Linked DNA regions of Mus musculus: region 1 is linked to region 2. A link is a contact called in ENCODE POLR2A ChIA-PET data. All regions are on one chromosome and are shown on one strand. Each heading gives the region's core, a stretch centred on a gene start or an enhancer-like site at or near the end of the contact. The rest is flanking DNA. Distances are from core to core; before and after follow the strand shown.

Region 1 (5,465 bases), core at 1,688-4,187, 38 kb before region 2:
GACCTTGATCCTGTGCTGCACCAGGCCCTGTATCCCACACTGACCTCGGATCTCAGGCTGAGTCCTAATAGCCTGATCGATCTCTGATCCCAGAATGAACCTTAATCGAAGTCTGAGCCTCAGTTTCTAGTGGAAGTCTAAGTCTAGACTGAGCCTTTTTGCGGAAACCAAATGTTAACGCCTGCTGGACCCTGATCCCAAGCCAAATGCTGATCTGGGGCTGAGCCCTAAATGGCTGACTGATCCTGAGACCCTCCCCCGCCCAGTGCCCGACCCCGGTAGTACTGCTTCCACTCACACCATCTTTGTCCTCAGCTCATGCAGCAACAGACAACAGTGTTGTCCACCTCTGGCAGCTACCTGAGCCCCGGTGTGGCCTTCCCTCCCTGCCATATCCAGCAGATTGGTGCCGTCAGCCTTAACGGTCTGCCTGCCACGCCCATCGCTCCTGCCTCTGGTGAGAGCAGCTCCTGGGAAGTCTCAGGACAAGTGGGGAACCGGCCACGTCTGGGCCCCCGTGTCTGACCTCTCTCCCTCCTAGGGCTACACTCACCCCCACTGCTAGGCACTGCCGCTGTTCCCGGCCTGATGGCGCCCATTCCCAATGGCTTCCCCGGCGTCCTGCCCTTTCCCGGGAGTCACCCTGCCCTGGAGACTGTGTATGCCAATGGCCTTGTGCCCTACCCAGGTAATTGGGAGAGTGCTCCAGAGCCCAGGACAGTGTCTGGAGTGGGTCTGGCAACTGAGGGACATACCTAGGTCCCCCACAGCCTTACACCCTATGTGTGGCAGGGCAGAACAAGGAATGGCTAGGCAGGTGTGGGCACAGGAAATGGCTGAGGAGGGAGGCTACGTCACAAGCACACACTTGGCAGGTTGGTTCTGGGTTCAGATTCCAGTTCTGGCTGGTTTCTAAACTGGAAAATGGGACAAATGACATCAAAGGCTGGATGGGAGCACGGATGGGAGCCAGTGTTAGGCAGATGTCTCTTCTTGTTTGCTGTGAGAGATGGAGGTCGAAGTCATACTGGGTAGTTCAGATTTGCCTTCAATTCCCTGTGTGTGCAGGCTGCTCTTAGACTCCCTCTGTAGCCCAGGCTGGCCTTACACCAAGGGCAGTCCTCTAGCCTCTACTTCCCAAATGCTAAGATAATAGCTGTGAGCACCTGCACCTGGCTAAATTCTTCATTCTGTAGTTGGCTCTGGGCTTTGTCAAAGTGAGGCAGGGTAGGCCTGAGCTGCCAGCCTTGAGTGCTAATGGCCCAAACCAGGAACTGGGTGGACCCTAAAACACTCAGGGGTCCCCACAGGCTGGATGAGGGAGTCTGGGCAGGGAGTGGGGTATGGCAGATGACCCTCAGGTGGGGGGTTTTCCTGGGTGCTGAGGGGGACAAGGTAGGAGGCTGAGGGGTGATGGTCACACGGCTTCACTTGACTTCTGTTGTTTGCTATGGGTGTGTGTGTCGCTGGCAAGTTAACCTACATCAGAGATGCAGTTTCCTTGGCTTGCCTGTGGGGGTTAACACAGAAGGGAAGCTGGGTGTTTGTGGATGTCAGCGCTCAGTTCCTCCTCTGCCCTGCAGCTCAGAGCCCCACTGTGGCAGAGACCCTCCATCCTGCCTTCTCCGGAGTCCAGCAGTACACAGGTAGAGGCAGCCCTGTCCTGACCACTCACCTCAGGTCTCATCCATCTGCACACGTCCCATCCTCCACAAGACCCCTAAGGAATGTACAGTCCCTTAAGTCTGGGGCTCCCCACGTCTCATCCCCAGGTCCCTCCAAAGCCAGGGCTGCCTCTGGCTGTGTACCTTATGTAGCTCTGCCCCACCTAACTTTGTGAATCTAACCCCACCTCTTGAGGCACGCACCCACTCAGTGCCTTGCCCATGAGCCCTTATACCCACCCTAAAGGCAGAGCCCTGCTCAACTAAGTTGATTCATTAGACCTGGTTCCAACCTTGCCCTTCAGACCCCTGTGGAGCTCCACTCTTACACCCTTCCTGCTGTGGCCACGCCCCTATCCCAGCCCTCAATTCATAGCCCTTCCCTCCACTATGCCCCAGCTCCACTCAGAACCCCATGCTCCACTTTGGCCCCACCTCTTGGCCAAAAGTGGTTCTACCCTCCAATGGCCCTGCTCCCTGTGGGGTGAGGCAGGGCTGAGGAATGGAGGGTGGGACTAGGGCTCAAGGGTGTGTCCAGGGCCAGAGAGGTAGGGCAGTGGCTGAATGGTGGGGCGGGGTTAGGGTTGAGAGGTGGGTCGGGGACTGGGCGGGGCAAGGGACACGGTTGGAACTGGTCAAGACCAGGGTCTGGGGACAAGGTACAGCCAGAGTGGTGGTGGGAATAGAAAAGGGTAGGGACAGCTGAGGAGCAGGATTAGGGCATAAGGGGTAGAGTTAGGACCTGAGGAGTAGGCTCGTGGCACAAGGAGCAGGGCCAGGGCCACAGCTTATGGGGAACCAGAATGAAGGGCAAAGGCATGGAGGAAGGCAGAGACGTGGAGCAACAGTCCCGGTCTACCCCTTAGCCACGGACCTGCCCCTCAAGCTATGGCCCCACCCACTCTACCGTCATCTGACCAAGTCACCTGCCCTGATGCACCTGTCTTAGCCTTGCCCCTCAATACATCCTCAACTCTGGCCCTCTTTGCCTGTCTCAGTCCCCGTCCTGGCTGTGCCCCGCTTCCAGCTCTGGCCCTACCCAGTCCCTCCTGCGTTTCTGCCTTCATCCCCTCAGCCCTGGCCTTACCTCTCTGGCCCTGGTCCCACCCCACTTTCAGCTCCATCACTGCCCCTCGACCCACCCAAACCTGGCCCTAGGCCCGGGTTCTGCCCCTTGTCGCCATCCTTCAGCCCTTATCCCACTCCTCGGTCCCGCCCTTGGTACTGGTCCTGCCACTCAGCGCAAGTCCCAGCCGGGCCCCACCCCCTAGGCACCGCCCCTCAGCCACAGCCCCGCCCCATCCTGTCGCAGCCCAGCCGAGGCCTCGCCCCATGGCTCTGTCCTCGCCCTCTGCCCTGGTCGGTCCAACCACTCGGTGATGCCACAGCCTAGCCGCACCCCTTGGCCCGGGTCTGGTCCTCAGCACCGGCACCGGCACCGCCCCTCAGTCCTAGCCCCGCCTCCCCTCGGTCTGGCCTCGCCCTCTGCTCTGGTCCTGTGGCTCAGTATGGCCTCTGCTCTCCGCAGCCATGTATCCCACCGCGGCCATCGCGCCCGTGGCACACAGCGTTCCGCAGCCTCCGCACCTCCTGCAGCAGCAGCGCGAAGGTGAGGCGACCCCTGCCAGCCCCACCCTCAACTGCACTGCTGACCTCGCCCCTCCATGGAACGGCGGCCCTTGAGGTTCCCACCCCCCAATGGACAAGCGAGGAAACCCCCTTTTTGGTGCGCGTTTGTGCGAGAAGGCTTCTTGGGTAAACTGAGGCCTTCCCAGTGAAGCCAAGCCTGTGGAGGGCATGCGGGAGAAAGCAGGAGTCCGGAGTCCGAGGAGGTATCTTGGGTAAACTGAGGCCTTCCCAGTAAAGTGAGGCTGTGGAGGGCATGCGGGAGGAAGCAGGAGTCCGGAATCCTGCGACCCAAGGCCACTCACATCCTCTTCTGACTGGGCACGGTGATCAGAGAGTACTTAACGACCTGCCTCAGTTTTCCCATCTGGAGCTCAGGTGTTCTGGCCCCACCTGTGTAGACAGAGACATTGAGAAGTTCCTGGTGTGTGGGCCTTCCGGGAAGTCCTACTTTTACCTACCTATGGACCAGGAAGGCCTGGGGAGAGGTGGAAGGGGGAGCCTCAGGCCACCCTTGTGGCAAAGCTGCCCTCACCTGTGATGGGGGCTCACACTCCAGGGTGCAGGGGATGGGTTCACAGCCGAGCCCTTGGACTTTGAGGTTAGCTGGTGCCCCTGGATTGTCCCACACGAGGCTGCACTGTGTCTCTTGGACACTTTGTGCCCGAGGCCACCAGCAGGATGTGCTTGTCTCTTGACAGCCAAGATCTGAAAGCTAACCACAGATGACATCAGTGACACTTGGCCATGCAGGCCCCTTCTAGGTCCCCCTTCAAATTCAGGACAGGAAGATGGGTAAAGGTGCCTGCCACCAAGCAAGATAAATCCCATGTCCTCTGCCCTCCACACGCGCCCCTAAAATTAACTATATAGACAGAGAAACAGACAACATCTGTACCTTGCAGCGACAGGCCTGGCTCCCTCATGGCAATGAATTCTTACCTTTCCTCTCTTTCTGGGCATTTATTTATTTATTTATGAGGTCTCACTATGTAGCTTACACTGGGCTTATAAACACAGCAACCCTCCTGCCTGGCCTTCCCAAATGCTGAGATGATAGGTGTGCGCCTCCAACGGCCTCCAGGCTTCTTTTAAGTGTCAGGTGTTTCTTAGACCAGCGCAAGGGCCATGAGCCACTGCTGAGCCACACCCAGGGCTCCCACCAATTCACCCCATTCACCTGACTCCAGTACATAGCCTGCAGGAGGAGGCTGGCAGCAGAGCATGTGCGGCTTTGGGAGTCATCAGGGAGGCTCTGGCTTGTGGGGTTCCAGCCGGGACAAAGAGGCTATCTGGGTTTGGTCTGTGGTGAGCTGGTGGCTGATGGCTGGGTGGACAAGGCACTTGGGACTGATCAAGGCTTGCAGGGCCCAACCCTGCTCCCGACCGTTCCCTGTCTGGAGAAACGTCTCACTCTATCCACAACCAGAGACAAGGACTGGACCCCAACCCAGGGGGGGTCCGCCTCCTCTCCTTGGGGGCTTTATGTCTTTCTCTCCCCCACCTACAGGTCCCGAAGGCTGTAACCTGTTTATCTACCACCTCCCCCAGGAGTTTGGAGACACGGAGCTGACCCAGATGTTCCTCCCCTTCGGCAATATCATCTCCTCCAAGGTGTTTATGGATCGGGCTACCAACCAGAGCAAGTGTTTCGGTGAGTGGACATACCTAGAGACCCCCATTGAGGGTGTGGGGGCGTGGCCAGGGGTGGAGCTGCCATCTAGAATGCCCCAGTGAGGGTCTGAGGGCGTGGTCAAGGTGGAGCGCATGCCTGGTAAGTATAAGGTTTTGGAATAGTACTCAGTGCCACATCAGTGTTGAAGGAAGAAAGTGAGGCTGTGGCCCATGCACCACAAGGGAAGTTGAGCTGATTGGATGAGGTGGGAGTGAGGCCCCCAACTCTAGAGATGAACAAGACCAACGTTAGCCACTTGAAGCCTGGACCACGCCCCTTACCAGCTCCGTCACTTTGTTCTCTCAGGATTCGTGAGCTTTGACCACCCAGCCAGCGCGCAGGCGGCCATCCAGGCCATGAACGGCTTTCAGATTGGTATGAAGAGGCTGAAGGTGCAGCTGAAGAGACCCAAAGACCCAGGACACCCGTACTGACCACGCCCACAGCCCTTCAGTGCTGTGGGTGTGGCCCCAGGTGAGCCGCCAGGCGGCCCTGTGCTC
Region 2 (5,893 bases), core at 1,610-4,109:
CGACACCCCCCCGCCCCCCGCCACGGCCCGGCCCGCACGAGCTGTCACTAGCCCCAAGGGACAGCCCTCCTGCAGCCATACACCTCGGGGTCCCCTCCCAGAGCCAGTTTCTCCCCCCTGCAACATGAGAAGGGCCTCCCTTCGAACTCCTTAGCCATGCCACCACTCTGCCTGCGTGACCCCTGTGCGGCTTGCAGTGTTGGCTCGGTAGTGACACCCGGAGGGTGGGTGGAGTGGGGTCAGAGACTGAACCACTCCAGGAACTTTAGTCCTGCCTCAAAAGTTTGTTTAGGGGAAGCTGGGGGCGTGGCTTGAGGCGGAGCCCTACAAGAATCCCCAGTGAATGGATTGGGGGTGTGGCCACTGGTCTAGCCTGCAGAAGGACCTGGGTTTGGCCCAGGAGCAGGTTAACGCTATGGAAATATACGTAATCATAGCCACGCCCATTACCTCAGTTGTCCCTGAAGTGTCCTAGCTCAACTCTCAACCGCTGCTCTACAGCCCAGGAATAGCCACCATACAAGTCACGTAGTCAGTCGTTTATAAAGCTGCCTGTGTTCCCAGCCCTCAGGAGGTGTGTTGGGAAGGGAGAGGATGAGGAATTCAAGGCTAGCCTGAGCTACATGTGACCATGGCTGGAGCAAACCTACAGAAAAAGAAAGTGAAACGCTGAGTTCTCAGGCAGGGTCTGCAGCTGTGCATCTTAAGCAGGGATGACTGTGCCCTGGGGACAGTTGTGAGTTGTCACTGCCATTGTGTAGCAGTTGGAAACCAGTGTCAGAGACACCTTGTCCCAAACCCTGCTGGGTTAGTGACAGCAATTCCTGCCTGGGGACCCTGCCTGGATGGACCTTGGAGACAGCCCCAGGTCGCCCCCCTTTTTTCCTGGCTGTATATGATTTTAGGTTGTCCCTGGCTGAGGCTTGGGGCTGGGTTGCCCTGTGCTGGACCCAGTTGGTGGAAGTTTGTGTTGGTGGCCATGTCTCTCCCTTAGTGCAGTTGTGTTAGGGACAGTTCCAGAGGCAACTGTGGTAAGAATAACAACAGCAAGATGCCTTTATTTTTAGATAGCATCTCTCTCTGTAGACTAGGTTTGACCACAGAGATCCACCTGCCTCTGCCCCCTGAGCACTGGGGTTAAAGTCATGCACCACCATGCCTGGCTTTAATTTGTATATTTAGATTTATTTCTGTTTATTTTGTTATTTATATCTGTGTGCCCCACATGTGGGGGTGTCGGGGTCCCACGACCGTTGTGAGCTGCCATGTGGGTGGTGCTGGGAACCGAAACTGGGTTCCTCTGCTAGAGCAGCTGGGACTGTAACTGCTGAGCTGTCTCTCCAGCACCCTGACTTTTTATTTTTTTAACAAATGGGTCATATGCAGCTGAGGTACAAGTCTAGTGTCCTCCTGAGCCTCCCGATGCACCCTTGGCACATGGTCACCTCGGTGCTGGTGTCTGCTTGCATCTCCACAACCCAGAACATTAGACACCCACGGGGAAACTGAGGTTCAGGGAGAATGATGTTTATTGGCTGGGACAGAGCCACACATGCACACTATGCATGCATTGAACCTGCTGTGTGCTGTCCCTAATATAGGGAGGTGATCAGTATGGGCTCATGTAGCCCAGGCTGGCCTTTGGCTTCTGACACTCCTGCCTCTTCATCCCTGCTGGGATGACAGGTGTGGGCCCTGGTGTCCTGGACATCCCAAGGGCGCGCATCCAATCTGACAGGTGGTTTGGTCAGTATCCGTGGGTACTCCTAATAGTGTCACTCACAGGCATCTCCTGGGGTATGGACCAGGTGGCCGGTGTGCCAGGCAGGCACCTGGGACCCGACACCCCAACCAGTGGTTTCCTTCTCTGGGCCTTGGCTTCACTGGAATTACAGTGATAACGGATTAAAGCATCTTACTGCTCTGTAGCACACTCTCCCCCCAGCCCTCACATCCCATGTCCTTGGGTCCCTGGGAGAGAAATAATTGAAAAAGGCCTAGACTTGTGAGTGGACACTGGTGGCCGGGGTGGGGGTGTGCAGGCTTCTTCAGACGCTGCCTTCAGAAAGGTGATCTCCAGCTGGGCAAGGCCCAGCATACCTGTCTTCCCAGGAGGCTGAAGTAGGAGGATCCAGAGTTCAAGGTCATCTTTAGCTACATAGTGAGTTCAAGGCCAACCTGGGCAACATGAGACTCTGGCTCAAAAATAGTAATAATTAAAAGAAAGGAAGGAAGGGAAGAAAAGAGAAGAAAAATGAAGTTAGTTGGAGTGAGATTTCCCTGTGCCTCAGATTCCCCAAATATGAAATGGGCAGCCTGGACACTGATCTAAACTTGGGGACCTGGTTGGCCTGGATCACCCCACTCTGCTCTTTATCACACAGTAGTGTCAGAGCCTGGCCTGGCCTTGAGTCCTGCACCGCACCCTTCCCAGGGACCCCATACCTGCTGCTAGACCACTTATTGGCTTTTTAAGGGAAAGCCTCCCACACTGGTCCCCCTCTACCCTACTGGCAGTGGCCACTTTGAGGGCACAGGTGAGGGGACAGATGGAGTTTGGGGTACAGTTGGGGGCAGAGGCAGGCTGCTGCAGGGACTCAGGTGGGATGTGGGGGGCAGCTAAGGGCTCAGCCCCATCTCGTGGACCTGATCGCTGTGTCCTCCTCTACAAATGGATAGCTCTAGAGGGAGGGGACTAGGGGGTCCGCGTGTAGAGACATAGTTTGTTTGTTTGTTTGCTTGCTTGTTTGCTGTCGGCGATTTCTTTGAAAGTTGGATGCGGGCGGCAGGGAGGGAGCGGGGGCGGGCGAGAGGCGGCGCGGGGCGGGGAGGACGGCGGAGGGAGGAGCGGGAGGGCGGCTGCAAAAATGACTCAGTAAGTTCGGCGGCCGCTCGGCCTCTGCGCCTCCGGTGCCAGCGCCCCGGGATGTATTCCTCCCCGCTCTGCCTGACCCAGGTACGCACCCCGCTCCCGGCCTGGCCCCGGCCCGCACCCCGGCTCCACCTGGAACCGCATTCTTGCAGTCTGGAACCTCCCCTCCGCAGCGGGGGTGGGAAAAAAAAAGCGCGCGCGTCCTCTCTACCCACCCTCTTCCAGGCCAGGGTGTTCCTGGCATGGACCTGGGGTGCGGGCAACTCTTGAGATTGGGGATTCCATCCTCGTTAAGCTTGATTGCACACTTGGAACCCCATTTTCTGGGCCCCCACTTTGATCTAAATCGGCTGTTTTTGGAACTCTCTCTCGTCTTGGCTGGATGGGGGGGGGGGCTGGCGTCCTCCCCACAGCCCTCACCCTTTGCACCCAGGAAGTCTGGGTCCCCTCCAGATGGAGAAGAGAGTAGGTGTCCGCAGGAAGCACCCCACCCGCACGTAGAACGCTCCCCACCCGCCCGTAGGACTGATCTTGGGGTTCCCTGCTGCACTGTAGGTCTCCCTAGCTGTGCGGTAAAGGGACCCCTAGACTATTTGTTCGCGAGTTCTTGGTTTCCCAGGTGGCCGCCCCCCCCTCCAGCTGGCAGTGTCCCCCTCCATTTCAGGCCCACGTGTGCGCGCGAAGGGGGAGGGGCGCGCGAAGTTGGCGCGCGGGGGGAGGGGCAGTCTTGCGGGTGTCCATCGCGGGTCCCCCCCCTTCCCTGGCTCAGCTCCCCCCCAGCTCCGCATTGATTCTTGAATTATTGAGCCGAGCAGGCGCTGCCAGGCGGCTGGCGGGAGGAGCAGAGGCCAGGGCTGGAGGAGGAGGAGGAGGAGGAGGAGGAGGAGGAGGAGGAGGAGGAGGAGGAGGAGGAGGAGGAGGCCGCGGCGGCGGCAGGGGACTGGCGGACACTGCGTACTAGGTGGCCAATCCAGCACCTGCCCTGCTGTGCCCCTCTGGCTGGGTTCCAGCATCTGAGGGAGAGTGGGGAGGGGTGCATCCATCCCTCCAGGGGACCCCCCTTCAAGGAGCCCCCCAGCTGTGTCTGCCCCCTGGAATCATAAGCCTGTCTTTTCCAACTCCACAGCCTCTTGTGATTTTTTTTTTTTTTTTTTTGCTGTGTCTGCCTCAGTTTCCCCTGAAAGAGAGTGAGACATAGTGGTCTCCAGACTGTGTTGGTTCTGGGAATTGCAGTTGTCTGATGTCCTGAGGAGAACTTTGTGAGGGCCATGGTTGTTTTTGCCAGGGAAGACCCAGGTAGCCCATCTCAGGGACAGGATCCTGGGGTCCTCCACTCCTGCGGGTCCCTCCATCTTGGTAAGAGGTGCAGTTCTGTGATCCCCAGGGGAGACCCTCATACTGAGGGAACCCCAGCCTGCCCTACCCAGGGTTCCCTGGTGACCTTGGATAAATGCCTGCCCCTCTGCAGGCCTCAGTTTCTACTTCAAGTGAGATTTGAGGAGTGGGTCACCCCACAGCCCAGGGCAGGCGTTGCTCAGTTGCCGCCAGAGCACCGGCATTGGGATGTAATTGCTGTGTGACCCCAGGGAGACTGGAGTCTCTGTGCTGACTGACTACTGGTGGCTGAGAGGTCTGAGGCAGACGTGGCCGGCTGGAAGGCAGCCTGGGCACGTGGAATTCCCCGTCCTGGCCTTCTGGAGGCCTCCATCCAGGCTGCTGCTGGGAGCTGGGGGCGGGGGCAACCCCAGTGCTGGCTCCAGCCCTGAGGACTTAGTGTGGCCTTGGCCTCAGTTTCCCCCATAGGAGGGTGTGGGTCGATCTGGCAGGAAGGATGCCACCCCTGTGATCTCCCACTCACCCCCTCCTACCCTGAGGGAGTCCCCCATGGGATCTCAAGAGTCCCCTGAATTCCAAGTGTGGTCTCTCCAGCTCCACACAAGCCCAGGCTGGACAGAAGGACCCAAGGAGCAACGCTGCAGCCCCCCAACCTCTCCGCCCTGCCCCCCCCCCACATGTCACTCATGGTGTCTGCCTTGACCTGTCTCTGTCTCTGTCTCTCTGTCTCTCTTCACCCGTCCCTCCTAAATCGGCTAATTTTACAGCCAGGGTTCAGACTGAAATAACTCCTTTGCTGATCCAACCGGATCCTACCGGGAGCCTGGCCCGGGGCGGGGTTGGCCCTGATGTCAGTGTCCATGCCAGGGCACCAGGTGCCCAAGAGAATTCTGGGAGCTCCATGGGTCCCCTGTGCCGTCTGTCACTCTGGGTGGTGACTCAGGCCCCTTTTCACTTTTACTCTCTGGAGGAAGCAGCCGTTACTTCCATGAATCCCAAGCTGAGGTGTCCCCTCCCCCTCCCCCTTCCTCCTTCCCGCCCTCCCGCCCCACGTTAGTTATTCCGGGTTTGGGGCCAAATCCCTGTTGGCTGAGGTTGAGGATTCCCTGGGCCTGAGCTGAGGCCACCTCCCTCCTCCATTCATTCCTCCTCATAGCTTTGCGGCTCGCTGCTTCCATCCTGGCAGTGGGGAAACTGAGGCAGTGCAGGGTTGACGTTTGGGGTCTCCTTCCAGAGGGGGATGGGATCAGAGACGATGAGAAGTGTCCCAAGGCAGCACAGCATGGGCTTGGTCCTCAGTATGTCCATGAGTGGGTTCACAGTGACAGCCCTGTCCCCATCCCCTCCTCTCTGCAGAAAAGGTGCCTCTGCCAGGGCCAGGCCTGTAAATCAGGGCGCTGGATTCTGGCGAGTCAGCGTTCTGGCCTCTCCCGCCACAGCCTCTGCTCCCTCTCCGGCTCTTCCTGCCTGCGGGAGCGGCCGCCCTGCATCAGACACAGGAGCCTCCCGCCTCCTTCCTGTCCCCCTCCTTCAGACCGGGTAGTCCCCCCTCCCCAGTGCACAGGGACCCACCGCCCCTGGGCATGCACACTCACCCCACCCCTACCCTAGGTATGCTTAGATACTCAGAAATGGGAGTCCAGAACCTCAGTGACTGCCTCAGCTCTTGCTGGGGGGGGGTATTTT

What was found. ChIA-PET counts read pairs that join two places held with the same protein, here RNA polymerase II (POLR2A).
Region 1: POLR2A ChIA-PET joins it to region 2 with 11 read pairs in embryonic stem cell. The contact joins the enhancer-like site here to the promoter of Nfic in region 2. POLR2A ChIA-PET finds 5 or more read pairs at or near these places in 3 of 5 experiments (Patski and embryonic stem cell).

Annotation. Positions count from the first base shown.
Region 1 is chr10:81,462,148-81,467,612 of GRCm38, reverse strand. It overlaps Celf5 (CUGBP, Elav-like family member 5), which reads left to right. Exons shown (of 12, transcript NM_001374703.1): 7 at 316-457; 8 at 542-688; 9 at 1,584-1,646; 10 at 3,193-3,273; 11 at 4,801-4,944; 12 at 5,272-5,465. The coding sequence ends at 5,399. Among named protein-coding and RNA genes, the nearest start is that of Celf5, 18 kb to the left of the region's middle. Within about 2 kb of position 2,937, at least 1 of the 3 ENCODE cell types and tissues checked has a DNase peak (open chromatin) inside an H3K27ac peak, as active enhancers do.
Region 2 is chr10:81,424,139-81,430,031 of GRCm38, reverse strand. Nfic (nuclear factor I/C) reads left to right here and starts at 2,859. Exons shown (of 10, transcript NM_008688.3): 1 at 2,859-2,956. The coding sequence starts at 2,927. It overlaps Gm51811 (a long non-coding RNA gene), which reads right to left. Exons shown (of 2, transcript XR_003949025.1): 2 at 5,854-5,893.